2 separate regions of the Homo sapiens genome follow, and region 2 is linked to region 1. Evidence: chromatin contacts called from ENCODE Hi-C data. All regions are on one chromosome and are shown on one strand. Each heading gives the region's core, a stretch centred on a gene start or an enhancer-like site at or near the end of the contact. The rest is flanking DNA. Distances are from core to core; before and after follow the strand shown.

What was found. Hi-C counts contacts between places; a loop is a spot of excess contacts on that map. Pooled maps may share reads with other maps.
Region 2: a loop to region 1 is called in a map of CD4-positive, alpha-beta T cell, with 10 times the contacts of the local background. The contact joins the promoter of CERT1 here to the promoter of PTCD2 in region 1. A Hi-C loop is called at or near these places in 2 of 168 maps with a recorded cell type or tissue (CD4-positive, alpha-beta T cell and naive thymus-derived CD4-positive, alpha-beta T cell) and 6 of 50 pooled maps.

What each region holds. Positions count from the first base shown.
Region 1 is chr5:72,319,123-72,321,945 of GRCh38, forward strand. PTCD2 (pentatricopeptide repeat domain 2) reads left to right here and starts at 1,251. Exons shown (of 10, transcript NM_024754.5): 1 at 1,251-1,387. The coding sequence starts at 1,261. It overlaps MRPS27 (mitochondrial ribosomal protein S27), which reads right to left and starts at 1,118. Exons shown (of 11, transcript NM_015084.3): 1 at 1,027-1,118. The coding sequence starts at 1,099. RefSeq lists enhancers at 169-710, 711-1,251, 850-1,179, 1,240-1,449.
Region 2 is chr5:75,510,373-75,513,252 of GRCh38, forward strand. It overlaps CERT1 (ceramide transporter 1), which reads right to left and starts at 1,257. Exons shown (of 17, transcript NM_001379029.1): 1 at 740-1,257. The coding sequence starts at 835. POLK (DNA polymerase kappa) reads left to right here and starts at 1,519. Exons shown (of 15, transcript NM_016218.6): 1 at 1,519-1,542. RefSeq lists enhancers at 614-683, 1,434-1,813.

The sequences.
Region 1 (2,823 bases), core at 1-2,500:
GAGTGTGATTATTGCATTTTTATCAAATATGTCTGTCTGGATTATGTGGTTAGAATCACTGCAAATTTGGCTTCTATAAATACTTTAAAACTTTTTTCCAATGTTTTCATTATCAGATCCACTATGCAGGCTTTGAGTGGGCTGCCATTTAGTTCAGATATCAAAGTATTTTACAAGTAACTAATAGCATTTATTATCTACACGTGGAAAACTATAGCAAAGAAAGGTCAATCAAAAGTTGTGCTCTAGGTCATCAGATAAAATGAGATTAATACTGAAAAATTCTTCCACGAAGACCAGGGGTCCAGCTAAATGTGTGGTGGTGGGAAAAATGTTTATCTGACGTCCCTCTAAAGAAACCTCAGATGGGAGAAAAATGTCCCAGCCCCAGGAATGGACACATTTAGGTTTTTCCTTTTTTTTTTTTTTTTTTTTTTTTGAGACAGGGTCTCGCTCTGTTGCCCAGGCTGGAGTGTAGTGGCGCGATCTCTGCTCACTGCAACCTCCGCCTCCCGAGTTCAAGCGATTATCCTGCCTCAGCCCCCCGAGTAGCTGGGATTACAGGCGCGCGCCACCAGGCCCAGATAATTTCTTTGTATTTTTTAGTAGAGATGGGGTTTCGCCCTGTTGGCCAGGCTGGTCTCGAACTCCTGGCGATCCGCCCGCCTCGCGTTCCCAAAGTGCTGGGACCACAGGCGTGGGCCACCGCGCCCGGCGCACATTTGGGTTTTTCGTGGTCAGCAAAAGCACGACCACCCCAACACATAAATCTGGCGAATCATACGCAAATTCCCTCATGCTATATAACCTTCCACTGCTCTTCGTACCTTTGGACAGGAACATACTGTTATTTTAGGGAAGGAAATGGATCAGATACCTTGTCTCCTTCTTCTGCACTACCAAACACCCCAAATGGCGTCCCTAGCAATCAGATTCCAGAAACGTTTCCTCTCCTCTTGAAAGCCCACCGCTCCCTTCACCCAAAAAACAGAATAATCAGGGGCCTAATGAAGCTGTCCGGCCAACCTGCAGGAGAGAGCTGAGGAAGAACCACTTGCCGCGCCAGGAGCATCCCGCGCCGCACTATGGAGGCAGCCATCTTGGAGCGTACCAAAAGGAACAGCCAACGGGTTACGGACAGAGGAAGGGGCGGGGTTACAGCTCGACCTCTCGGGGCGCCCAGAATTGGACGAATCCCTTTTGTCGCTCTCGACGACAGGACCGACGCTCCGCCTCCTCGCCCCGGTTCCAGTAGTTGGTATGGTCCGAGACAGTATGGCTGCTGCATTTCGGCCCTCGAATCGAGTTCTCCTGCAGGCGCTGCAGATTTTGGTGTATCCTGGGGTGGGAGGCTCCGGCTCTGTCAGCTGCCGCTGCCCTCTCGGAGGTATCCGCGGCTTTAGCCTAGGGAAGGAGGGGAGGGATGGGAGAGAAGGGAGTGTTAGATCCCAGCTAGCATCTCTGTGGAGCAGCCACAGCTCCTAAGTCACTCACTGGCCTGGAGCGCACCCTCGCCCTCTAGTTGCACGTGGGTGCAGTGGTGACCACTGGGGGTCGTGGATACCCCCAGTGCCTGCAAATCGAAGGACTGCTGGGGTATTGACCTTGGGGCTGTAGTGCTCCCTCAGATGGGGCGACGTTCGTCTTCAGGAACATCCCTCCCGCCTTGGGTGACTTTTATTTATTTATTTATTTATTTTTGAGACGAAGTCTTGCTCTGTCGCCCAAGCTGGAGTGCGGTGGCGCGATCTCGGCTCACTGCAGCCTCCGCCTCCCGGGTTCAAGCGATTCTCCTGCCTCAGCTTTCCGAGTAGTTGGGACTACAGGCGTGCGCCACCACGCCCGGGTAATTTTTTGTATTTTTAGTAGAGACGGGTTTCACTATGTTGGCCAGGCTGGTTTCGAACTCCTGACCTCGTGGTCCACCCGCCTCGGCCTCCCAAAGTGCTGGGATTATAGGAGTGAGCCACCGCGCCCGGCCTTTTTCTTTTCTGCAGAGTTTGGAAGCAGAGGTCTTATGGAGTCTCAGTTCTGCTAACAATCTAAAAGACTTAACGGCACGTTTCTTCATTTTTCAAAACTATCCTCTAACATCTCTATGAAGAGAGTTAAATCTGAAGATGCTAGTGAGTGATAGTAAAAATGTTTGTCAGGCATTACTTTAATGTAGTTTACATACATTAATTCCTTTTCTCTAGACAACACCCAGCAAGAGAAGTACCATTCTTTTCTCCATTTACAGAGGAGGAACAAGGTTAAGTAATTTGCCCAAAGTCAGAGGGAACTGTTAGAGGTGGGATTTGAACACACCCAACAATAGAAACCTGCTCCTAACCACTTCACTGGACTGCCTTTCTGTAAATAAATAGCAACTTTTATTGTTACCTTGTTACTGCAGCTCACAGAACTCTGTTAGTGCGTGATTCTTCGGCCACGCTTGGTCCGTTTTATCTCATGCACAGCCAAGGATCCTAAAGAAAGGATGATGTTTCCCAAATCTACTAAGCTGTGATCAATGATTTCCATGTATCTCAAATGTATTTTGAGTCCACATCTGAGAGGCCTTAACCCCCTCATTTCACAGAGGACAAAACTGGGAGTTCCAGTGGTCATGCTGCAGCTTTTTCCACTACACTGTGCTTCTCCCTGGATAAACCAAAACTAAATATGCCTGTTTTGCATTTAAATGTTATTAGTTTTTTTTTTAAATGCCCTTGATACCCTTAACCGATGGCAAATGCCCATTTGTACTTCAAATCCCAACTTCCTGTCAACCAGTCCCCACACAGGTTTATCACTAGCTACGGTTAATCACTAGCTTCT
Region 2 (2,880 bases), core at 7-2,506, 3.2 Mb after region 1:
TACAGGGATTTTAAAAAATATATAAAAGATAAAACATCTTTTCCTTACCCTCGACCCCTTACCGCAAAAATATTTTATTATTAAGTAATGCTCTTCCTGGACTAAAGATCAGTCTCCATTCTCACATGTTCCAAGTTACTATGAATATTTCCTGTACCCATCATGTGCCGATTCAATATCTCTATTCTGAACTAAGGTACAGGGTGAGGGAGAAAGTCCTCCACATTCATCTGTCTCACTACATCTAACCTAGCAGAATTCAACACCTCAAATTTCAACACCAAGCTGAGTCGCTCCAGCTTCTGTCGAAAGAGTTGCGTCCGCAGTGCCCCCCAACCTACTCGGCTTGGCATCCTCAGAGAGACCAACCTCTTTTAAGAGGTCCGACTTGAACCGCTCCCATGCCCAGTCGTTCGGACACCGCTGAAGCCCAACCCGGATTCCTTACACCCGGGACAGCTGCCGCCCTAAGTCCCAAGTCACGGCGCGCATCTGGCCTCCCAAACTGGATCTCAGGTTTATACACCCTTTCCCTGGTCCTCGGCTGCCCCCGACGAGCCCCCGGGCAACAAGGACAGTGCCCCTATATCCCCGCCTCATCCCTAGTCGCTGCAGCAACACTCAGCCTCGCACCCCGGCACGTTCCGCGCCTCCCGCCAGCCCCACCCCACCGCCTCAGCGGATTGCCTCGCTGCAGGTGAGTCTGGCCAGGGGTCCCTTGGCACCAGGGGTTGCTCACCTTACTGAGGACCCCGCAGCGCTCCACAGGCGGCCCAGACTCCGTCTCTGGATCCTCCTCCGAGCCCGACGAGTTCCAGCTCTGATTATCCGACATGGAGGCTCGACAACCGAGCAGGAGACCGGCCCCCGCTCCCTCAGCTGCGCCGGAGGAGGCGCCCAGTCCTCGGGGTGAAGGGTCGGGGGATGGCGAAGCGAAGAGTGCCCGCTCCGGTGTGGGGGGGAGCAGGAGGAGGGACGAAGTCCGCCCGCCGCGCCGCCGCCGCGCCTGACACCGAGCGGAGCGAGGAAGGAGGACGAGCGGTGAAGGAAGCCTACCCTTCCAGCCGTCAGCCGCCGCCGCCGTCGCCGTGACCCCTGCGTTGCGCCCGGCGCTGCCACCCGAACTTAGCCCCCTCGATGCCAATTTCAAATAGGGAAGGAAAAGGGAAAAGAAGGGAAGAGAAAATCCGGCCGCTGAGTCCCGCGTCCACTCACACCTCCGCTACCGCCGCCATCTTCCTGCCTGGCCCACTATTTACCCTCCCCTCCCCTGTCCTTTCCCCTCCCCTTCGTCCTCCCATTCTCCCCCACTACTCCCCGCCCCGTCCCCCTCCCGGCGTCTGACGCGACACGCCGAGCCTTCGGGATCCTCCTCCCGAACCCTACCTCCGGCTCTCCCGGGTGACGACGGGTAGAAAAGCAGGAGGAGCGGAGAAAGGAGAGGGCGGGGTAGGGATGCAGCTGTGCTGCATTCTGGGAAGGGCGTTGGTCCGTCGCTCGCGCAGCCTCCTGGGAGTTGTAGTCGCGATCCTGAGGTAACGGGTGAGTATCCCGCGCGGGGATCGCTTGTCCCCTTGGGGCCTTGTCAGTCGGTGGGTGGGCTTCGTTTGACAGTTGCGTGACCAGCCCCTCGGCCTCGCTTCTATCCTTGCCTTGTGTGTTTATGACGAACCCTCCGGGCTTGCGGGCCCAGACGTGAGAGAGCTTTCCGCTGAAGATGACGGGCCTGCTTTCCAGGGCGGCTTGTCGAAAGCCCGGGAGCATCTGGCCGCTTCCGCCTCAACCATGGGCTGGGGTTTTGTGAGCTACTAGTGCCAAGGGTTTTCTTTCCACCAGACCACCGCTGTAAATCTCGAGGGTCTTACTCATTAGAAGTTAGAATTCACATTTGACGTTTAAAGGAAGAATTTCCTTAGTACCTTCTCACAAGCACGCACTTCGCATTTTTAGATTTCTAGAGTTTGCTTTGTAGAAAGTAATTTTGAGGTTGTCAGAGAATAAATGACGTTAGAAAGGTTTTTAAAGTAAAACAAGAATGTGAGATGATAGCCTGGGATTTTCTCTTGGTTGTAAATGAATATCTTACTGAGAACCACGTTAACCATGCCTGCCCCTCAAAGATAGGAAAGGTTGGATATATAGAAACTTTCTCGTATTAGAAATACCGAAGTGCAGTGGTTTTGTGTGTACAAGGGATTAGGCAATAGGAGGCTATTTTTGTTTTAAGACTAGGGTTGAATTAGCAGAAAGACCAATAGAAGATCTAACAACTCTTGTCAGTTGTCAAGGATAACTTTGATTATGAGACTTTGACTTTGTAGCTTCAGTAATTTCCTCTCGTTAGCTATTTTAATATAGTCGATTTCCTTGTAATTGCCAAGAGTAAAATTTGTTATTAAACCTTAGAAAGAGTACTTTCTTACTACAAGGATGGGACGATAGGAGCGAAATTTCGAGTCTAAGGGAAAACGCTGGCCGAGTGTGGTGGCTCACGCCTGTAATCCCAGCACTTCGGGAGGCCGAGGTGGGTGGATCACCTGAGGCCGGGAGTTTGAGACCAGCCTGGGCAACAAGGTAAAACCCCGTCTCTACTAAAAATACAAAGATTAGCCGAGCATGGTGGTAGGTGCCTGTAACTCCAGCTCTTTATATCCTGGTTTCAAATCTAGGCTTGATGACCTTCTCCCATATCCCAGTATCATATTTTTTTCTTCCTGCATGGGGGATTAATTACGATTCTGAATGGTTGGTAGCATGAAGCTAGGTTATCCCTATCGTGGCAATGGATATTTAAGTAGGCATTGCCAATATTTATCTTGCTTTCTTTTACTTTCTTCTTTTTCTGACCATCCACACTCCATTTATATTGATGAGTTCTTT